Regions from separate parts of the Mus musculus genome. Here regions 2 and 3 are each linked to region 1. A link is a loop called in an ENCODE intact Hi-C map of the cell type or tissue named here. Cell type or tissue: left cerebral cortex. All regions are shown on one strand.

Region 1 (4,000 bases):
ATTTAGAGACAGGGTTTCTCTGTATAGCCCTGGCTGTCCTGGAACTCACTTTGTAGACCAGGCTGGCCTCGAACTCAGAAATCTGCCCGCCTCTGCCTCCCTAGTGCTGGGATTAAATGTGTGCGTCACCACGCCTGGCTAACAACATACTTTAAAAATGAATTCATGCCCTTATCACATTCTCGATCCCTGAGTTTCTACTGTGGTGTACGTTAGTTTTATAAGCAAGGGTAAGGGAACTAACTAGGTCTTATTTGAGCCCAGCCCTTTGGGATGAGCTGCGGAGGATTCTTTCTCTTCTGCCCAGTGTGGAGGCGTGGGATCGGGCAGCTAGTGCCGCAGCTTAGTTTAAGTACAGTTTAGTATAAATTACTGTTTAATTCAGCTCTTCCACATTGCCAAAATCACAGGTTATCATCCTAAAGTATATTGCTAGAAGTCCAGGGTCAGGGCTTTCAGATTTTAAGTTACCTGGTTATTCTGACAAGTGGGTCCTGTAAACGAGAAGCTGCTGTCTCAGCAGCCTCCCTTAGACAGGCACTAACTTGCTTTATTTGTTTTGTTAATCCTTGGCTAATTTTACAAGAAAGTAACATGAAAGTCTAAAACTTGTCTTTCTTTCCTGTAGCATGCTTTTAACACTCTATCATATTTAAAACACTTGGTTTGCCTGTAAATAAAACACACAGTGGTAATTCTTTAAATGTACTTTCCATGTCTGATCTGTACAGATTAAAGTTGCTTCACCCACTACAACGTGGATTTCATGCAGAGTGAGGTCCTGCTGGAGCGAACACCAATGTCTTTCTCAATAAAGGCCTTCAAGGGTACCGCCTCCCCCAACCTCAGGTCGTCCTCCCCAAATTCAGCACCCCCCACCCCCAGAAACACACTTACTTCCCACATCCGAGAGTTGTCCCTGTGTGCCTTCACTTCGCTGGCATTGACCACTCTACCTCGAAAGGGTCCAAATCTCACTCCTTTGGCAATGAAGTCGCTGCAGAACACGCCAAAGTGTGGCACATCACCAAATGAGGTCTGCATGAGGCAGAGACCTAGGTGAACCCGAGGCAGGAGAGGAAAGGAGAATGAGCCTGGGCAGTGAGTCAACATTAGTTGTGGGAAATAAATCCAGGCAAGGAGTGCAGCCTACCTTCCGGAAGCTGGAGGGAGTCTTTGTCCAGGGTTTTATGAAGATGATTAGACCCTAGAAAAAGACAGTGAGTTGCCTTCCCGACAGGGTTCCCTCAGTCCCTAGAGAGGATTTACATTGGACATTTATCCTCTACCCTTTACTGCTGCTGTATCATTGACACAGGCTTTTTGTACACTGTTGCTCATTTGAGCCTCAAAAAAACCCTTTGGGGGAGGTTTGGTGGGTAATGAACTCCATTTTGCAAACTTGAGAGTCAGAGACAATGCTTTCTGAGGTAAAGAGCTGCCAGGTGTGAATTTCTGGAGACCATCATGTAGATACTTTGTACATTCCTAAAGCCACCGAGGGAAACCACTTGGCTCTTAGTCCTCAGAGCTCACTAAAAGCAATCTCAGGAATTACACGGTTAGGCAAGGAGGACCATGAGAAGCCAGCAGAGAAGGCGGTTTAGAGAGACACTCGCCCCAACATACATCCATGTTTTAATACTGCGTGGTCCGGACCTGTACCAACCAACCCAGACCCAAAATGTAGATTTCCTTACCAGAACTCTCTGTGGGAACCAGGATGCCTGAAATTGCATGCTGTAAGTCGGTTGGGTGCTCCGGACTAGCGATGGCTCCATACAGAACGAAGCTCAGTTCCTCCTCTGTGAAGTTGAAGCCGCAAAACGGCAGCTTCCCCTCTTGATTCAAGGTTTGGGGGACAGATATTGACTGGGACGACTTAATTCCATCAGGTAGTAGGGAAGCAATTACCGGGGATGGCAGAAGTAAATTTTCAGCTTCCCACCTCTGACCACTGATTTGGCCACCGCCGCCGCCGAGGACCAAATTTTGGTTGCTGGAACCGCTGCTCCTATGCTCAGTGCTGTCTAGAAATCGTGGTACTTCGGGAGTGAATTGAGGAATTCGGTTCCATGGTGACAATTTGTACCAGGGCAGATTGTAGAGCGGCTCGCTCTGAACAGCCAGACCCGGGTTCAACAAGGGAGCAGTCATCCGAAAAGCATCAAGAGGGGCCATCGCCTGGGACTCAAGCACTGCAGCTGCCAGTTTCCAAGGTTGAAACTCCTCCTCGGTGGTGGCGAGGTTCCTAAAGTGACTGTAGCCTGGGGCATGCGCGTAGTAGGTAGTCAGGTGGTGAGGGTTGCTCTGGGGCAGGTAGTTCGCCTTGTCCTGGGACTGGGTCTCACCAGAGGGCGGTAAGGCCATCGCAAGCTGAGTTTTGCGGATCTGTGGGAAACCGAGCTGGCTGAGTGAGGGGTCCTAGGTGATCTTAACTACTTCCCTCCACCCCATCAAAGTCAATGAACAAAGTTCCCAATTCGATCCCGCCAATCCTAGCTCGAAAAAAGTAACACAAAAGGCACAAACTCCCACACCAAACCGAACTAAAAAGCCAAACGTCTCAAACCTCTAACGAAAATCTGCCTTGGTGTCACCCGACTGAAAGGTGCTGGCTCAGGTCGCCTTCTCTTTTGCTCCCTAAACCACCTTGACTAAGGAATGCCGGTGACCCCCGCTCCCAAGCCCTCAACCCGGCTCCTACAAAACGGGTTTCAATTCCGTCTCTCTTAATTATCAGCCCAACAAAACGAACCACCCGCCTAGGTCTCTACGAGCGTCTTTTTTTTTTTTTTTTTAATATAATTTTTTTAGCCAAGCTACTAGGGCACGACCCTGCACCGGTTTCGGAGCAGGCAGTGGCTTCAGGCGCTCTTGAGTATGCAGCCGAGATAGGAGAAGTGTGCGCTCTCGGTGGGACAGTGCAGAAGGGGTTCTGAGTCGACTCGGCACCCCAAGGAGTTTAGCGAAACGTCAGCGACCCCGGCGGTCCCAACAGCACCGAGGGGAGCGGAGCGGTATTCGTCCTCCCTCTAGAGACCCACGCCCAGCGCCCCTTCCCGCCACATCTCCAATCTCTTGGCAACCCTAGCCATCTCAACCTAGGTCGCCTCTGGAGACTCCGGGATGACAAGTCCCAAGCCAGGCAGCAGAGAGATGTCTCGGTTGTCGCCGACCTGGCCGCGGCGGCCCTGGCCCCCGAAATGCTTCTTTCTCAGTAGCCACACAGCAGGGCTAAGGAGTGAAGACCCGTAGGGTCCGAGGATTTTAAGATCAGGGATCAATGTGTCCAATAAGGAAAACAACCCGGGTCGTGACTCAGATGTTAAAGAACATAGGGTCAGGGGGCGAGGTCAGCCACCACACAGGCCTCTCCGTCTATCTCCCCCTGAGCCCCGAACAGCGCAGGCTCTAACTCCCAAGACAAGCGACTCCGGAGGTGGAAAGCCAAAATCCAATTACGAAGTTTAAAACAAAAACAAAGCCAAAAACAACTAACTAAGTAAAACAAAGAAAAAACAAAAACAACCAAACAACTGCAAAACGAATTTTGAAAGCGATTACAGAGCACTGTTCCCAGCCGTGCTGGAAGCCTGTAGCCTTCGGGGTAGGTCCCTCCAGCGGGCCAAAGACCTACCTACCTCAGGCCAAGGCTAGGGCGGCACCCGCTGGGTCTCGGGACCCTAGACTTCTGAAACCCCCGAAGGCTGTGCAGGCTTTAAGAGGGAGGGTGCAGATCCGGCCTCAGGGTACTTGGAGAGGGAGGCAGTAGAAGAGATCAGGCCTGTGGAGGTCCCCTGATAGTCTTCTCCCCGCCCACCACACTCATTGGCGAGCGCTTGGATTCCTCCCCAGGTCCCCAGAGATCACCCACTTAACCTAACAGTTCTCTTGACCGTTCCCTGGAATCCTGTGAAGTGCGATTGCCCATCTTGCACAGGCAGGTGTTGTTGTTGTTGTTGTTGATTCAGTCTAGCAACGTCAGGAAATCATAGTG
Region 2 (4,000 bases), 1.4 Mb after region 1:
TATAAAAATGTCAAAGGACATCACCAAGTTCTTTAATAATGTCCCAGGGTCTTGAGGTAGACAGGAAAGGACCTGGGCTGTAATGAGCAGAGGGGGAGTTTCCTTTTGTCTTTCTGCACTAAGACTTAGTGAGGGACAAGGATTCCTGAACTGATTCCCACCTGGGAAAAGAATTGAGGTCAATTTACCCTTATCCCATGTCTCACAAATAATTACCATGAAAAATGCTAGTATATGTTTAGTTAATTTTTTAAACAAAATATTGAAATTTCGGTCTTAGATAAAATTTCCAGTTATTGAAATATAATATTTCTGTATTTTAAACCTAATTTGACAATTTTCCTTTTCTCATTTTATTTTCTCTCTTTGCAAATACACACACACACACACACACACACACACACACACACCCCAATCATCCTCCTGGCTTACTAGTGTGTGTGTGTGTGTGTGTGTGAATACTTTTGACTGTCAATGACTGATTTCAAAAAGAGGGAAGTTCTAGAGCTTCCAATTTGCCTTTTCCAAAATAAGGCAACCTAATAATATGCCCATGTTTGGCCTGATGTTCCCTGTAAAAAGTTACTATCTAACATGAGCCTTGGTGGAGTATCATTCCTTAATGTACCCATCCTGTTTCCTTCTCCTACCAGAAAGCAATGGCACGATTGTTCAGTTCAAAGTTCTATGATGTTGTGTAACCGACACACGTAGGGCAATTTTTTTTCTTATCACCCATATAGAATAAAATTGTAAGCGAACTTCAAAAAATATCTAATATATTGTCCTATGAGTATGATTTAGAAAATGAGTATGTATTATGCAAGCATTCCCCAGTGTCTACAGTAAATGAAGAGGTTGAATTCATGAAAAACATGAATTAGATCTCGAGTTTATGCTGCTTAGACTATTTATTTCCCCACACATACTCCTGGAATTTACTTAGGTTTAATTTTGATTACAACTTTCTTACCATGCTATTTGATAGATAGCTAATTATACACACACACACACACAGACACACAGACACACAAACTTTGGTTTAAAGTTGTAAGTTCTTATAAAAAAAGCAATAGCAACAACAAAGACCCAACCCTGTTCCATTCTAAGTTCTGTTACCATAAAAAAGAAAACTAAATCTTTGAGAGCTTGAGCTCTCTTACAGTTTTAACAATCAGGACTTTTTCTTAAAAAGCATGGCTTGTGGAAGGGCACTCATTTGGACAAAATAAGCAGCAGTGCATTGACTTGCAGCACTCCTGAAGGCCAGTATCAGAGGGAGCAATAAAGATCATTTCCAAACTTTCCTGTCCTCCATGCCAAACCAGAACCCACCCAAGTGCCAAGATTAGTGCCAAAGGAGTGGTGGCAGGCAGAGAGCAAAATGACCTGTCCGATAAGCAAAGCATGTCTGGGGTGAGGCAAATTATGTTTCCAGCAGAGCACTTGTCTTCATTTCTGGACATGTTCTGGGAGGCACTCTGAAGGGCCAGTTTCCCTAATGAAAACCTAATGTGCCTGGGAGTATTAGTCCGATCTGCAGAGATTGCACGTGCTGATTGAGACTGACTGCTTTCCTTTTGTTGTCTGCTTGCTTGGCTGGGTGGTATGTTTTACTCTTGCTATCATGTGGTTGTTTTTCAAACACTAGACACATGCAATTCCTAAGCTGTCCTTTAAGGATCAGAACTGAATTCTGCTTCATGGACTCACTTCACCCAAGCATTAACAGGATACTAAAACGGTGGATTATCTGAATCACAGCTGTAACATATATAATGTATAGTGAGCTTGAACAGAGGGGGCAAATTTCATCCTCTTAGTTTGATCCCCACAAAGCATGTTGAATACTCCTGCCGTTTTAATCCTGAAATCTTTGTCCCAGATTTCTAATTGTTAATTTGCTGAAGATCCCGAAGTAAGCGCCCAACCTAAACAGACACAACACGTTAGAGACATTTTCCTCTTAAACGATCGAATCTATATTTTCAAAAGTAAAACTCAAATTACTTGACAAAGATCTAAGAGAACCACTGGTAATCGGGTAGGGTAAAATGCTGCATGGACTCTGAGCTTTTCACAAACAACAAAAAAAGTGTAATTGCTGCTCATAGCGTGTTTTAATCTTCGAAGTTATGTATGATTCCTTAAAGACTGAAGTCAGTAATTTAATGAGCCTGGGTTGCGATCCTGCAGCACTTGCATTTTGACAAGCAATCAGACTAATTTACATTTACAGAGGCAAACTGGAAGTGTTGTGTTTACCTGTGGTGTTGAATGTGGCTTTCCAGAGAGTTCAGACAGAAGGGGACATGAATACACTTTGAAAATTAATTGCATGTTAAAAGTGCTGATTAAACCGTTTGCTCCGGAAAAACGAAAAATGTATAGTGCAGGAAATACTGGGAAAGGTAGCTTGCAAGATCAGTAATAGTTGACCCATTTGAAAATTGAGATGAGAAAAAAGAGGAGGAAGAGGAGGAAGAAGAGGAGGAGGAGGGTAGGGCAGAGGGTCGCACGATGTTCTGTAGCTACGAAGGACTCGTCCTGGACCAAAGACCAAAGGACTCCAGCCGGATGCAGATAGTTAAGTGAAATTCACCTCAGACAGGAGGGTTTCCTTTGTTGATTTCTAGTCCTCTCTGTGTAAACCTAGCTTCTTGCTCAATGCTTCTCTGTTCCCTCCAAGCTAGGAGGCTGGGACTTTCTCGGTAGTCAGCAGCGCATCCCAGGGGATCAGCTCGGCCAGCAAGTCCTGATTAGCGGGCCCTGTAGCTCTTTCTGGTGGCTCTGCAATCCGAAATCAGACCCTTTTTCTCACTCTGCATTGGTTTTCTTACTACTGAGAGAGAGAGAGAGAGAGAGAGAGAGAGAGAGAGAGAGAGAGAGAGAGAGAAGAAAAGGGAAAAGAAAAAAAAGGAAAAGAAAACAAAAAATCCCAAACCCAAACTGTATAAGAAACTGGAGAACAGCTGGAGAAGTAGAAGCCCACACGTGGTTCTGTAAATTGGGTGGGAGGGGGAGGGGGCGGGGGGAGGGGAGAGAAGTGAAAGTAGGAATGAGGATAGTCTGAGCCTTCCTTATTTTTCCTTTCTAGTATATATTGTTTTAGCTCTTTCCAGCCCCGCTTGTCTGATAAAAGTGGAAACTAGATGACAGTGGTTTCAACACACGGTGTTAAACGTAGCAGCAGCAGCACACTGGAAATGTTTGTGGGATACTTCGGAGGCATCTCAAAGAGAGATGCTGTTGGCAAGGCTGTTCCGATGCGGGAGATAGTTCCCCCAAAGAGATATGAACAGCGCCTTTGTCTAAACTCAAGATTAAAAGATGTGTCTACTTCCTCAAACAGGATATTCGAATTTCATTCATTAATAGTGACTCTCTTCTCTTAAGAAGTAGAGAAAATGAAGATTTTTGGTAGCTTTTTCGTCTTTAAAAACAGGTAGGCGGGGGAGTGGCTTACTTCTGGAAGCTGTGTTGTTTCACTAATTTAATTTTTTAACGAAAGGACATATTTTTGTGAGTCAAAAAGACAAATATTGTCAACAAAGCTGCATTCTTCGATAAGCTAAAATCAAACACACTCCATTGCAAATCTGTGAGACTACTACCCTTTCTATCACACTGAGGGCTTAGGAAAAAAGAAAAAAAATGATTTCCCAACAAAAACAGAGTTTTGTTTTTCTTCTCTGGCATGGCTTCAATTAAGCAAAACATGTCGGCAAAACTGCAGTAAAAACCCTAGGCGATGTAAATACCCAAAGAAATTCAAGGTTGATTATATTTGGGGGTCACTAAAATTTCATTACTATGTATCACTGAAGTAGAGAAGTCAGAGGCCTCAAAGCAGATGAGACCGACCCCCTCACTGTGTGTGTGTGTGTGTGTGTGTGTGTGTGTGTGACAGAGAGAGAGAGAGAGAGAGAGAGAGAGAGAGAGAGAGAGAGAGAGAGATTTCTTCCAGTTAGGAAAAGCAAAACACATGAAATGTAAATGC
Region 3 (4,000 bases), 140 kb before region 1:
TGCTGGAATTACAGGTATTGGCCACCATACACAGTTGATAAAATAAGGAATTATTAAGTCTAGTGAGTGGGTATATTGATACTTATTTTACCATTTGTGCGTATATTTACTAACAAAGTTAAGTTAGTAACTCCAAGGGCAGTGGGTAAACTAAAGACAAAGTACAGCCCTTCTAAGCTGACCATCTTCTTCACTCTCTTGGAAAATCTCATTCAGACATCAAGGAATCTACCAACACATAGCTAAGAAGTTACTAAACAGCCACATAGGTGAGCTCCTTGGTGAATTCTAAGCCAGGAACGAAAGAGAGAGAAAGAGAGAGACAGAGAGAGAGAGAGAGAGAGAGAGAGAGAGAGAGAGAGAGAGAGAGAAGACAACATCCAAGGTTGTCCTGTGGTGTACACACAGATGTATACACACACACACACACACACACACAGAGTGCCTTTAGGTGTTTTAAGTGTTAGGTGGACTCCAGCAAAACAGAACAGAGAGCAATTAACTGGTCTAACAACACTGATCCTTTCCAGGGGTTCAAAACCATCTTTTAGTGCACTTTAGAAGGAGCAATTACTAACTACAGAGAGATGCTGACAACCACCAAAGTTACATCTAGAAACTCGGTTAGCCCTGTGCATACCTGGCTGACCTCCCATGGATACCCGGAACTTATCCCAAACACCTCTGTCTGCTGTGCTCTTAAATGAAAGGCAAGGAATGAAACCCAAGAGCCTGTGTTCTTCAGAAGACAGTAATGAACTCTCACAAACTCCAGTAACTGAGGTCTTCTAAGCCCAATGAAAACAGCCTTGGATAAATCCATGGCCCATGCTGTTGCTTCCTCGTGGGCAGACATAACTTATTCATCTACTGTTTTTCAGGCTTTGTTGGTGCTGGGTGATCAGACATGTTCAGAATAGAGTTTGGAAGTGAAGTGACATAGCATATGTGGTCTGGCTACCCCATCATCTGCTTTTAGGGATGAGAAACAGATGTAACAATGCAAAGCAATGACTCAAAACTGCTGGTGAGCTCTCCTCCTTTCTGGTCATTTCTTGGAAAGAAAGCTTAGAAGATAAACTTGACAAATAGAGGTTCCCCAAAAGTGAACAACAAGAGGAACGGGCCCTGTGCTGTCCTATTTTTCAGCCTTTGTATTGGTGAGAAAAGACAACTGTGAAATTATTTCAAAGAGCTCTTTATCCCAAACTGAAAACATACTACACCAAAAGCAGGACTCAAAAGGAATGAACCATAATGCTTAATATACTTGAAAACACAAAAGGTTGTGTTCCTTTGTGACTGGGGAAGAAAAAGAATGTCACTGTGAGCCAACTACATGCCTGAGAATTCCAAGTCTTACCTAGGTACAAGGATGCATTGTCTTTCTTGACGTTGTCATCTAAATAGGTTGGTCCCAGGGTGTAAATCGGTGTAGAGCCCATTCCAATGAGAACCTGTGCACAAACGAATAAAGCCACGTAGATCCAGTGACTATTTCCTCCCGAGTCCTTGGGACAGGGAGGAGGCTCCAAGATGGCTGTGGAGTTGCCATTCTGACAAAGGCCATCGTTGGAGGCCGAAGCGTTCAACTCTTGGATTTGATAGGGGGGTGAGATAAAGTGAGGTAAAGCGAAGAGCGCAGCCCCGATGGCAATAAGAAGTCCACCCACTGCCAGCCATAGGGGCCTTCGCCCACGGCCACCAAAGTAGCTGACGAACACCACCACCACCAGGTTTCCTATATCAAAGCAGCTGACCAGCAGCCCTGACTCAGAACTCTTCAAGCTATAGCGCCTTTCGATGGTGGTGATGACACTGCTCAGGTACCCAGAGACCATTAACGCCTGGATGAAAGTCAGAAAACACATGCACACTAAGAAGCAGCGAGAATCCGTAAGGACCACGTAGAGACACCTTCTCTCCTGGAGTGTGGCCAAAGTGGAAGATACTGACACAGTTTTGCTGGGGTCCATCCTGTGGTTACAGTCCATGAGTTCCGTTGTAGTGCCTGCCGAAGTGGATGGAGCAGAAGGGCTGGGGACTATCAAGTTCCGTCCTAGATGCGTCTCCTGGCGACCTGGAGCTTCATTGCAACCCAAGGCCAGTTTGCCATCTGCATTCCCAGCACTGAAATTCTGCCGGCAGGAGGCGCTGTGCAGGACCGGTAAACTCTTAGACCTGAAGGACTCTGACTCGCACTTCTCTTGGACAGCTCCAACCGAAGACGGTGCCTCTAGCTGCTGTTGGGCCCGAGACTGCGCATCCCCTTCGTCCATGGCTCTTAAAATGTGATCGCTGATTCCATATAAGGCCTCCGGCACTTTTCATCCACCTGAACGAGGGGCTGATGCCCGGCCCACTCAGTCGTCTCCTCCTGAGACCCGGGCTGGGGATGGCAGAGCCTGGAAGCAAAACATCTCAGCAGCAGGGAGGTGCCCAGAGCATCCTGACCCGAGGCACAACAAGAAGCCACCTTGTACCGGGGGAGGTAAAGGTCCACGCGGTCCTTCGAGGAGTCCTGCTTGGTGTCCACTCTCAGGGATAGCTCGCGGTAGGCGCTTTGCGCGTCCGGTGCTCATCCCCTCCGCCGCCGCCTCTCAGACGGTGGCCAGAAGCTAGAGCGACCTGGGCCCAGTGTGGGGTCTCTTAGCGCAACTGTCCGAACAACATCCCACTTTGTGGCTCCAGGGGTGTTCGGTGCCCACCGCAAGGCTTGTGACACACAGGGTCGTGAAGCTGCCGACCTGTAAAGCAGAGAATTGATGGTCAGAGGGACGGATGCACTTGGGGCTGGCAACCCGGGGTCCGGTGACTAGTGCTAAGTAACCTCGTGGACCCCAGAGGGACCGAGGTGCTAGCCAGGAGCTGAACCGTGCAGGAGGGACCTGCAGAGACTGCAGCCTCAAGTCCCGGAACAATGAGCAGCAGGCGGTCCGCCAAGACTCTCGCTCATTGTCTGCGGCGGGCCTGCCCCCGCCCCGCCCCTTTTGCCTTAAACAGTGCGTTTGCTTTTATATGTTAATAATTATCAGCCTGGCAGCTCTGACTCAGAAGGCAGTGTCTTTTATTCGAGTGAACTAATAGCAACCTTCTGGTACTCCTACTCCATGACTCAAAATAGAAGATTCCCAGAAGAACAAAGGAAAGTTTTTTTTTTCCTTTTACAAGCACACAATACATTCCTGGTCTCAAATTTTAAAATACATTTTTAAGCGGTAGAAAGAAAACTACGTGTAGAAATATGTGTGCACACTTGTACACTGGCACGTGTGCGCGACGAGATGTGAATGCGTCCGCTCCATCAAACACCTACTTAAAGTCAAAGACAGCGCGTGGGGGGAGGGGATCAACATGCTTGCGTGGTTATTCTCTACACTAAAAATAGCCCCTTGCCGGAAAGAACTATATTCAATTACAAGTAACGAGGGCATTCGAGGCTGTGGCCCACGTTAAGTCCCAGAGCGCAAGGTTGAGCGAAACCGAAAATCAATTTGCTTTGCAAATGGTTGAGTGAAGCCACACCAAACAAAGAGACGCTGGCAAGCTGGCACAGCGTGCGCGGGGAGCCCACCGAAACGGCTCAACACAGGCACGCCGGCCCGGAGGTGTGCTATTTGCCAAGCACACCCTGAGAGCGTGAGGTGTGCGAAGGCCTGAAGTATAACACACACACACACACACACACACACACACACACACACACACACACGAGTTCACTTTGTGCGAGCCAGCGCTTGGTTTGAATTCAGCGAGCGCTAATACAGGTGCGCCTCCGCTGTAAACCCCATCCCTAATCTTGGGGAACCCTATACTCCTCCTGCCCCGGCGGCGAAGTGCACCAGATGGGAGGCATTGGGGTTCTGCTGCGTTGGGTTTCGTTCTGAGCTTTTGTGATGCTGCTGCGAAAAGAAAAAAGATGAGAGAGGCGGCTACAACATCTCCCAGTATTGTTCAGGACCGGACTGCCAGTGGCTTGCAAGCCGGCACTTGGGCTCCG

What was found. Peaks named below come from ENCODE experiments on the same cell type or tissue, not always from the same donor. Only the 100,000 strongest peaks of a DNase experiment are listed, where the experiment ranks them.
Region 2: a loop joins it to region 1, with 12 times the contacts of the local background. A loop is called at or near these places in 4 of 42 quality-filtered maps.
Region 3: it touches region 1 in a loop (2.4-fold over the local background); 2 of 42 quality-filtered maps call a loop at or near these places.

The regions. Positions count from the first base shown.
Region 1 is chr1:13,123,466-13,127,465 of GRCm38, forward strand. It overlaps Prdm14 (PR domain containing 14), which reads right to left and starts at 3,698. Exons shown (of 8, transcript NM_001081209.2): 1 at 3,645-3,698; 2 at 1,701-2,391; 3 at 1,154-1,207; 4 at 898-1,055. The coding sequence starts at 2,370. In left cerebral cortex, no CTCF peak of the experiment used is centred here; DNase peaks (open chromatin) are centred at 2,171 and 2,589.
Region 2 is chr1:14,501,855-14,505,854 of GRCm38, forward strand. No RefSeq gene overlaps it. Among named protein-coding and RNA genes, the nearest start is that of Eya1, 190 kb to the left of the region's middle. In left cerebral cortex, no CTCF peak of the experiment used is centred here; DNase peaks (open chromatin) are centred at 1,916, 2,216, 2,449, 2,593 and 1 more place.
Region 3 is chr1:12,988,217-12,992,216 of GRCm38, forward strand. It overlaps Slco5a1 (solute carrier organic anion transporter family, member 5A1), which reads right to left and starts at 2,919. Exons shown (of 9, transcript NM_172841.2): 1 at 1,364-2,919. The coding sequence starts at 2,279. In left cerebral cortex, a CTCF peak has its summit at 2,140 (motif pointing right); DNase peaks (open chromatin) are centred at 2,190, 2,440, 2,926 and 3,519; H3K4me3 peaks cover 1,705 bases; H3K27ac peaks cover 216 bases.